2 separate regions of the Homo sapiens genome follow, and region 1 is linked to region 2. The links are chromatin contacts, found by Hi-C in ENCODE. All regions are on one chromosome and are shown on one strand. The core of a region is the stretch at or near the end of the contact, and the rest is flanking DNA. Distances in the headings are between cores, read along the strand shown. Region 1 holds the start of TRAIP (TRAF interacting protein). Region 2 holds the start of USP19 (ubiquitin specific peptidase 19).

What was found. A loop is a pair of places that touch in the nucleus more often than their neighbours do. Pooled maps may share reads with other maps.
Region 1: a loop to region 2 is called in a pooled map, with 13 times the contacts of the local background. The contact joins the promoter of TRAIP here to the promoter of USP19 in region 2. A Hi-C loop is called at or near these places in 7 of 50 pooled maps.

The regions. Positions count from the first base shown.
Region 1 is chr3:49,855,003-49,859,702 of GRCh38, forward strand. It overlaps TRAIP (TRAF interacting protein), which reads right to left and starts at 1,562. Exons shown (of 15, transcript NM_005879.3): 1 at 1,354-1,562. The coding sequence starts at 1,451. It overlaps CAMKV (CaM kinase like vesicle associated), which reads right to left. Exons shown (of 11, transcript NM_024046.5): 11 at 2,987-4,700. The coding sequence ends at 4,316.
Region 2 is chr3:49,118,553-49,123,431 of GRCh38, forward strand. USP19 (ubiquitin specific peptidase 19) reads right to left here and starts at 2,271. Exons shown (of 27, transcript NM_001199161.2): 1 at 2,204-2,271; 2 at 470-729. The coding sequence starts at 593. LAMB2 (laminin subunit beta 2) reads right to left here. Exons shown (of 32, transcript NM_002292.4): 26 at 4,580-4,821; 27 at 4,152-4,500; 28 at 3,611-3,818; 29 at 3,392-3,533; 30 at 3,132-3,308; 31 at 2,881-3,040; 32 at 2,562-2,810. The coding sequence ends at 2,674. RefSeq lists enhancers at 1,570-2,559, 2,560-3,548 and a silencer at 2,132-2,451.

The sequences.
Region 1 (4,700 bases), core at 312-2,811, 740 kb after region 2:
GCAGTGAGCCGAGATGGCACCACTGCACTGCAGCCTGTGTAACAGAGTGAGACCCTGTCTCAAAATAAAATAAAATAAAGATCTTTGCAGTAAGCTAAAGTACTTTTTAATATACAAAAAAAGAAATAAATGCTGTTTCAAGGGATACATGTAAAACACAAGGACACAGAAAAGTTTAAAGTAAAAGGATAGGCCCTAGCACTTTGAGAGGCCAAGGTGGGTGGATCACCTGAAGTCAGGAGTTCGAGACCAGCCTGGCCAACATGGAGAAACCCTGTCTATGAAAAACACAAAAATTAGCTGGGCGTGGTGGCGCACGCCTGTAATGTCAGCTACTTGGGAGGCTGAGGAAGGAGAATCACTTGAACTCAGGAGGTGGAGGTTGCAGTGAGCCGAGATCACGCCACTGCACTCCAGCCTACACGACAGGAGCGAGACTCCATCTCAAAAATAAAATAAAATAAAAATAAATAAATAAAGTAAAAGGATAGAAGAAAATAGAGTAGGCAAACAGAAAATAGAGTACGCTTAGAGGCGAGCTTAATTTCTAGTCTAACCAAACAGCAGTGGCTCCCTCAGCATGGGGCTCAGGCTGTCAGCAACACAGGCCTAAACAAAGCTTTGCAAGTAAGCCAGCAGCCATCAGTGTCATGCCTGCCTTTCTGCTTCCTAGGGCCTTTAGCCCCACAAGACCCTGTGATTATTATCACCCACCATTCCCAGGGGTAACGCTGCCTTATCTCTTTTGCTAGGAGGTCCAAACCGGCCTGTCCACATCTGCTAGGGGAATCTTTCCCCACTAGCTGTACACTCAACAGAATGGCCCTACACGGTCAGCAGGACCCCTGGATAGGGGAGCATCTCCTTGCCTTCCCCATGTTAAACGGGTTTGCTGACATGGCGAATACATTGGGGTGTCTGGACAGTGAGATGACTCTGGGTAGAATAATTCCAAACCATCAAGTAAGGCACAGCAAACTCTCTTGGGTAGCCAGAAGCCTAGCAGGTTTCTATCTGGAAGAAATAAAAGGACTTGTTGATGTGGTGAAAGCTCACCCTTGCCCAGGCTAACGGTTTTGAAATCACATCTGTTTGTATAGGTGATCAAGGAAGCATCTATCTTCACTGAGCCATCTTAGTCCCCCTCAGGCTTAGCTCAGCTATCACCTCTACCAGAAAGCCTGTCCTGACCCACTTCTGCCCAGGTTGGGAAGCTCCCGTGGGGCCTCGTCTAGGAGGAAGGTTCTCATCACTTGTCTGGATTCCGGGGTTGGACCGCCTGGAGGCCCAACACCTCAAGGCCCTGAAGCGGTACCCGGGCAAACACCGGGCCCCAACACTGCAGTCACTCACCACTGCAAGTGGAAGGTGTGGCCGCAGTGGATGGCGGCCACGTCGCGGGAGTGATCGAAGAAGTCGGAGCAGATAGTGCACAGAGCACGGATAGGCATGATGGCTGGACTCAAGGGGCCCAGGCAGCCAAAGAAACTGCTACAGGTCCGGCTTCGTAGACGCGCCCCCGCGCCTCCGCTTGCTTCAAATTTGGCTCCGCAGCACGACTTCCTGGAGCGGGCCGGAAGTGACAACACAAAACTTTGGGCGGAGCGTGAATACTTCGCCTGGATTGGACAAATTCTCGGATGGGCGGAACTATGGGCGGGGCTTAGCGGCCCCGAGGCCGTAGAGAATCCTGGGCGGAGCGCGGTCGCTCTCAGGCGTCCTCTGGGGAGACTCGACCTGCCACTTGAGAGCGCAGCATTATATCAAGGCGGGGAGCAGCGAGGCTGCCAGCTGGACCCTTTTCCAGGGCAAGGCAGCGCATTGTGGTCCCATGCCAGAGCTGGCGCGAGGCAGGCTGGGCCAAGGCAGAGAAAACCGCAGCCGCAAGGGAATAGAACAATGGTCCCGATGGGTCCCTTGGGCTCTGGACAGTGATGGACCATGCGCTATGGTCTGTAGTTCCCATAGACCACAATACCCTACCCTCTCAGTCCTCAGTTCCGGGCGATTCTAGAAAGATGGACACATAGGCCCCAGTCCCTCAGGTCACCCCAGGCCAACCTTGGCTTCATCCAAGTAAGATATGACTATCCTTGAGTTTGGAGACACTAGGGCCAGTACCCTGACTTTAGCTCTTAGCTCTCAGGAGGATCAGTTATGCTTGAGACTGTAGTAGGGTTGGAATTTTGGAGGCCCAGATGCTTCAAAGACTAGAGACTAACAAATCCTTTTTATTATTCCCACATCAGAGAAGTTATCTTTGAGGAGGTTATCTTTGAGGTCCTCCCAGAGAGCAGCATCCCTGGTGAGTTCACCCAGGCCCACCTGGGCTGGAGTAAGTCAACTTTTGGGTTTTTAGGCTTAGTATCTGTGGCAGTGTTACTCCCTCTACCCAGAAGAAACCCTGTGCATAGTCCCATAATATAAAGCTGATCTGCTCCAGCTGAAATAGACCCAGAGTGAGATTTCATTTGGGGCATAGGTGGAAAGCACAGGTGTTCACAGAAAGAAGGAATCAACACAGAGCAGCATAGAATCTTTGTGCATTGCTCACCCTACACCCTCTCCCTAGCTCAGGGAAGCTATCTTTGGCTATGAGCAGGGTCTGTCCTTGCGGTGGCTGGCCCAGGTAGATTCCAGCTCTATGCCTAAATCAAGAGTAAGGCTCCTCGGTCAACAGGAGTCAAAAACAGCAGCCCTTACTTGAGCTCTCAGCCCAGGGAGTATTCCTTGGTCCAAATGCAGCCCAAGACCCACTACTCACATGGATTTCTAGAGTTCAGAGGACCCCCACCACCACCACCATTGAGGAATACACTGTGGTGAGGATGATCTTCACCCTCAGCCCAAGAAATCCACAGGGCACTGTTCACTACTACTCCCAGCCACTACTTGTGAACCTGCTCCCAGCCTCTCCCTTCCCCACTGCCTTCCAGGGGCTCCTCCCCAGTAGGACAGAGGAAGCAAAGGCGAGAGGGTGGCCAGAGGCTTTGCAGGGTGATGTTTATTTGCCAGGTTCAGTAGGCACACAGTTAACCCACCGACCTTCACACACCAGAGCAGACCCACAGGCATGCAGGGAGAAGGGCAGGACCACCACGGAGTGCCGAGCAAGGGCGAGGACCAATGTGGCTGCCTATCCAGGCTGTGGTAGGGTCTGACAAAGGGCACCTGTCAGGAGCCTCCCTCAGGAAACTGGGGAGTTTAACCCTACTTCCTCATCCCAGAAAAAGCAACTCAATGTGGCTCTGAGGCACCTGGGCCTCTGATAGAAGTGAGCTGTAGAAAGAGGGAGTTCCTCTTCATTTCATTGTTGAACTGAGCAGAAAATCTGCCCCTGTAAAGGGCAAACCTCCAAATCAGATTATGAGTTATTGCCATGCAGCAAGCCCCCTAGGGTGGAGAGGACTTGTGGGCTGAGATTGTAGGAGGTGGGCATCTAGGAAGAGCAAGGAGGTATCAGCCCTCCCTGTTTGGCCCAGGGTAAGGACCCAGTAAGGCTGGGACACTGGGTGCTGGGCTTGTACTCTGCCCTGCCAGGTCTCATTGCCACGTCCTAATTGTTCCTCCTTTCCCTTAGAGGCTCATGAGGTTCAGGGTACAGGGCAGCCCACTGCAGGACTCGGAAAGGCAGGAAATAACACAAATAACAGGGTCTTAGGAAGGACAAAAATGGAAGCTTCTGCCCTCCTACTCATTCTCTCCACTCCTGAGGACCTCCACAGCTAGTGAGCAGTATCCCTAGCCATGTGCCAAGTCTGGACTTAAACATACTGCCCTACCTTTCTGCATCCTCTATACCAGCCTGTATCTGCTCCTAGAGCAGCCCACACACCACAGGCACACACCTTCATGTGCAGGAGCCTAAGACCGCTGACAGGGCCTCGCTGGAGGACCAGCTCTCAGGGCAAGGCCGCCCAAGTTTAGGGCCTGGGAGAGTGTGGGACCTGCAGGGCCTGCCTAGGGGAATGGTGAGGCAAGAAGGGAAGGGGAAGGAGAGCAGGAGCCCCCTGAGTATCCCTAGAGCAGCATCCCACAAGGAACAGAAACTGGTGAAGCTAGCAAAAGACAGAAAAGCCACAAGGAATCCATGCAGGGGCTGGGGCCGGCCCTGCCACTGGCCTGCCCACCACTCACACACATACACACAGGAGACGAGACTGCTCTCCCGTGACCCCTAGTTATGCCCCACTGGGATGTGGGGGCATGGGGGAGCGAGGGCATCATGCCAGTGACTCTATGTACAGTGAGAAGCCCCTCATCCACTCTCCCACCCTCCTGCCCATCCCCTGCCCCCCCTCACCAGGCTGCCTACTCAGCTGGCCTCCTCCCTTTGAGACTCCTGGGCATAACCAGCAGCCTCTTCCCCTTTACTAGAGGGTGGAGCCTGGCCTGTGGCGCCCTCTGGGGCTGTGCTGTCCGGCTGGGCCATAGCCGGCTCAGGGGTGGCAGCTGCCTTGGTGGCCAGCATGGCACTGCTTTGGGTGGTGGGCACAGTGCTCTCTTCTGTGGCTGGTGTGGCTCTCCCATCAGTGGCTGGAGTAGCGCTCCTGTCAGTGGCTGGGGTGACACTCCCATCAGTGGCTGGAGTGATGCTTCCATCGGTGGCTGGGGTGACACTGCCATCAGTGGCTGGGGTGGCACTTCCATCTGTGGCTGGGGTGGCACTACGGTCTGCGGGGGCCACATTATCACTCTTT
Region 2 (4,879 bases), core at 1,021-3,520:
AGCCTGGATGACAGAGTGAGACATTGTCTCAAAAAAAAAAAAAAAATTAGCCTTGCGTGGTGGCATGCACCTGTAATCCCAGCTACTTGGGAGGCTGAGGCAGGACAATCACCTGAACCAGGAGGTGGACGTTGCAGTGAGCCAATATTGCACCACTGCACTCCAGCCTGGGCTACAGAATGAGACTCCATCTCAAAAAAAAAAGGAAAAAAAGAACAGGTTCAAAAAAAAGAAAAAAGTTTAAAAAGGAAAGAAGGCAAGCCCCCCAACAGCACCATCTTCTGGATCTTAGCCAAGTACTCAGGCTTCAAAGCTGAGGCTCTACTGAGGTTATCATGGGTCCTTCTTCTCTCATCATCAAACCAGGACAGAGAGAAGAACAAGAAAGTCATCTCCCAAACCCCAATCTGTATACCAATAAGATGGGAGGCAGAGAAGGCCACAATTACTCTGGGAATGCCACTCCCACCTTTCCTAGGATCTCCATCCTTGCTCTCCTGGTTTGCTCGATCCTTCTGCTTCTTCTTACTAGTGGTGTCCTCCAGTCCTGGGGGCCCTCTCCTTGGGCCTGTGGCACTGGCCCCGCCAGACATCTTGAGCCGCTTGGTCGACAGCCAGAGTGCCCCGGGGTCGGCAACAGCGTCTGGGTCAGGGCTGCGGCGCTTTCTTCCTGGCCCAGCTATCTTGGCAACTCTTTGTGGCCAAATTCTCCAGCAAGGAACGGACAGCCTAATGGAAAGAAGCCAGTGATCACTGCCAAGACCCAACAACTTGCTCTTTAGCTACACCCAGGGCTCAGCAACACAGGACACTAATGCTACAGAGCTGTATCTTCTCATCTCTTAAGTACCCCTGGACACTCTCAGGATATTCTGAAGAGGTAATAAATAATGCAAGTAGCAGCAACCACTTCTGGCCAAGCCTCATAGATACCCACCATAACAGTCCCACACAGGTGAAAGCCTCACTGAGGGGGCACCAGGTCAAGGAAGTCATGGCCTGGGACCAGGCTACTCCACCAATCTGGAGAGGAGCCACGGCTCCAGCCCACAGGGCTGGCACTCCGAGCAGGGTGCTCACTTTTCCTTCACTCTCACTGGCTGCTTAGTCACCACTGGAGAAATAGAAGGTGGAGGAGGAAGGCAGGACAGGAGACAAGCCGCAGGAGAACCAGGCTCTGTGGCTGTAAACAGGCTCAACCCAGGTTCTACCATTGCCCAGAAAAAGTCCTGGGGCTAAGGCACTCCACCTGCCTCCTGCCAGCTCCCACCCTTGGCAAGAACCTGCTCCTATGTACTGCTTGGTCCTTCTTCATTTCAAGAGAAAGTCCTCTCCCCAGCTGCTGTCCCAAGCAGAAAGGGACTGAAAAGTGTATCTAGATGTCACGCTACCTCTTCAGCAGCAACCCTGCTCCAGTACTAAGGCAGGATGGGCATCCAGTTTGAGACTGGAACAGAAATTATCACCTTCCTTCCCAGATGCCTTCACTCATGAGCTCTGAGCCACAAGGACCACTACAGTTTCCCACAGACCCACCAGTGGATTCTGGACTGTTTCCTCCTCCAAAATGAAGGTCTTGAAACTAGATACTGAGATGAGGCTGGGGAGGACCACAGATCCAGGACTCCTGGCAGCCTCAAGCCTGGCCTGAACCAGTAGCAGGACAGATAATGACTAGTCTGTGTTCCCCTAAGTGTGTAAAGGAGGAAGGAGGGATGGCAGGATACCCTTCTACAGGTCAGATGTGGTACTGGTGGGCTGGATCTTTAATGACACCTGCCACCGGCGCCTCCTTCTTGCACCCAGGCCCCAGCCGAAGGTCGCGTCCCTCCCCCATGCCCCAGGGACGTCGAGGCGGGTAAGGGGCTGTTTAGAGACCCGAGCCGGCCTGAAATGGCAGCGCGGGGTTACTGACCACAGATCAGCGCCCCGGTCGAGCTGCGACCCAGCTTCAGCCTCTGAACCCCGAGCCCGCCACCACCTCTCCCACGAAGTTGCCCTCGCTGGCCGCCAGTCCTCTCCCAGGTGGGAGGCTGGCCACAGGCATAGCGTAACGGCCCTGCCGGCATCAGTGGGCTGGCACGCTGCGGGGCACTAGGGGTAGGGACTGGCACGGCCCGTGACCTTGAACAGGCCGCCGCGGCCGCGCGTTGCGGCCTCCCCGCTGCGGCCAAGCCAGCGAGTTGCAGCCTGCTCCACTCACCGAGCGAGACCGCCGCAGCCAGCCCTCTTCGGGCCCTGGCAACCCGCTCTCCGTTCCGGTTCCGGCGCAGGTCGGTTCCGGTTCCGGCGCGCCCCTCCCCCGTCCCGGCGCCGCCGCCACCGCCTTAGCGGCTTGTTTTGTTTCGACTTCTAGCTAAGGCCGAGGGAGGCGGAGCGCCAAGCTGGTGACGCACTTCCGGCGGGAATGGGCTCGGAGCGACCCGCAGCTCCGGGGCGGGCCCGAGCGGAAGGAGGCGGTGCTCGGGTGGCTTAGCGGTGCATGGGTTCTGCTGGGGGCAACCTCGAGGTTCCCCTGGAGACTCCCCCGCCCGCCCCAAATCAGAGTCCAGACAACACAGTGGGGGTTCACACTGGTTTATTGGGGGCCCTGCCGGGCCAAGAGCTCTTCAGTGCATAGGCAGACATGCATGTGGGGCAGTGCTAGGAACTGGGGTAGGCCTTGGGCAGGGGTCACTGGCAGGTGTTGTAGATCTGCACCTGCAAGTTGATGGCTTGAAGCACGCTGCGCATCCTGGCCTCCAACCCGTCCAACTGGGCTGCCTTACTCTCCAGTGCCCGCTCATTTTCCTCATAGGTGCCTTCCAATTCTAGGAAGGGCAGGTGTCAGTTTAGGGGGGGTTTCCCGCAGTCTTGTGTCTCTGGTGCCCCATTTCTTACCCTGTAGCCGCTGCAGCTTGTCCTGAGCGGCTTGCAACAGGTCCCGAGCCTCATCCCGCAGTTGTTCTGCCCTTGCCTGTGCAGCCAGCACACCTTGGGCCTTGCGCTCAGCTAGGGCCTTCACCGTCTGGTACTGATCACCCAGAGGACCGCGTAGCAGCTGCAGATGTAGAGGGTTAGGTTAGCGTGGTAGCTCAGTGGAGGCCCATCTTCCACCCCTACCTTCTCCAGCTGGCTCTGCCTCAACCCACCTGCTCAGCCTCCTGGGCACGACCCTGGGCACTGCCTGCCGTTTCTTCTGCTGTAGAGGCTGCCAGACTATTTCCTGCCCGTTTCAATTTCAGAGCCTCCAGGAGAGCATCCAACTGCCGAGCCCTTTCACCTGCAGAGCTCAGTGCCCGCTCTGCACCTGCCATCCTCTCCTGTACCTGCCATGGGTGAGCCAAAGGTTACACAGATCTACGGTTCATGCCCATAACCTTGTCCCACTGATGTCCTAGGAAGACCTCACCTGGTACAGGGTCTGCTCTGTGTCCCGTGTGTCAGCCACTGCCCCCCGGATGGCACCCTGGGCAATACCCTGTGCCCGCTGGGCCTCCTCCAGTGCTGCCTGTACTGTCTCTGCCTTCTGTTTCTCATCCTCAGCCCAGCTCCTGGGGAGAAGGGGGAATCAGAACCTGGAGGTATCAAAACCAGGTGTCAGGGATAGGGGCCAGGGATGGGGTCAGACCTTGCCCGCCGTGCATCCTGCAGTAGCTGCTCGGCACGACGCACATCTCCTACAGTACGTGCCAGGATCGCATCCACATCTGCCAGGCTCCGGACTCGCTCTGCAATCGCACCCGCCAGGTGCTGGATCTGCTCAGCTGAAGCTGGGATGGAGAGCTCTAGCACCCGTGTGGCCACCATTTCAATGCTATCAGGATCAGCCCCCTCCTCTATAGGGACACAGCAAGAACTTAAGAACATAGATTCTCCAGCATGGGCATGAGGATACAGTTTTGGGGTATGGACTCAGGACATGTACATGGGATAGGGGTTTGTTACCAGGCATAAGGATATAATCACAAGGACAGGGACTATACAAGGGGCTCAGACTCAAGAACATGGACCTGGGACCACATATGGGCAATAACTCAGGAGCCAGTCAAGGGATCATAAACACTAATCCAGTGTAGTCCCTGAGGCTCAAGTATGAACCAAGGGAGATACAGACACCGGGAGTTGCCAAAGGGGACAACCACATGGCCTGGGACACGTGGGAGGCTCACGGTTGAGGAAGTCCTTCACACTCTGGATAAGTTCTTGAAGTTCCTGGTTGGCCTGTTCCACCTGTCCCCTGGAAGCATTAGCCTTGTCCAGGGCTGCCTGGGCCCGCTGCTGTGCCTCGCTTGCCTGCCGACGAGTCTCAGCCACTCTGCTGAGGATGCTACCACCTTCTGCCAGTGCCCGCTGCAGCTCTGCCTGTGTGTGCCGGGCCCGGCCCAGTGCTAGGTCTGCTGTAGCCGCTGCCCCATTGCAGCTGAGGCCCCCACAGCGCGGCTGCCCATCCTCATCTCGACAGCCGGCACCCCCACAAGGGCTTGTAGCACAGGGTGCATCCCCTGGTGCCCCACACACCTGCCAGGCACAGAACAAGTCAGGGCCCTGTGAGAGGAACATCTACACCCACCTGCCCCACCCAACACTTCAACCTCACCAGCTCATTTATGTCTGTCAGGCTCAGGGTGTGGGTATGGGCAGAGAGCTTGCCAAGTGCCCGCTGGTTGGCCATGTGTTTGCTGTTGAAGTCCTCCTTCTGAGCATCCATCAGTGCCTCTGTCCGATGCCGAGCACTTGCCGAGTTGCTCACAGGGCTAGGTACTGCCAGGGCTGAGGTATTGGCACGACGTTCTGCCTCTGCAGACTGGCTATGGGCATGCCGGATGCTGTCATAGGCACCTAAATTGGGCAGAGGCAGACAGTCAGCTGAAGACTGACCCTGGTCCACCTGCCTAGT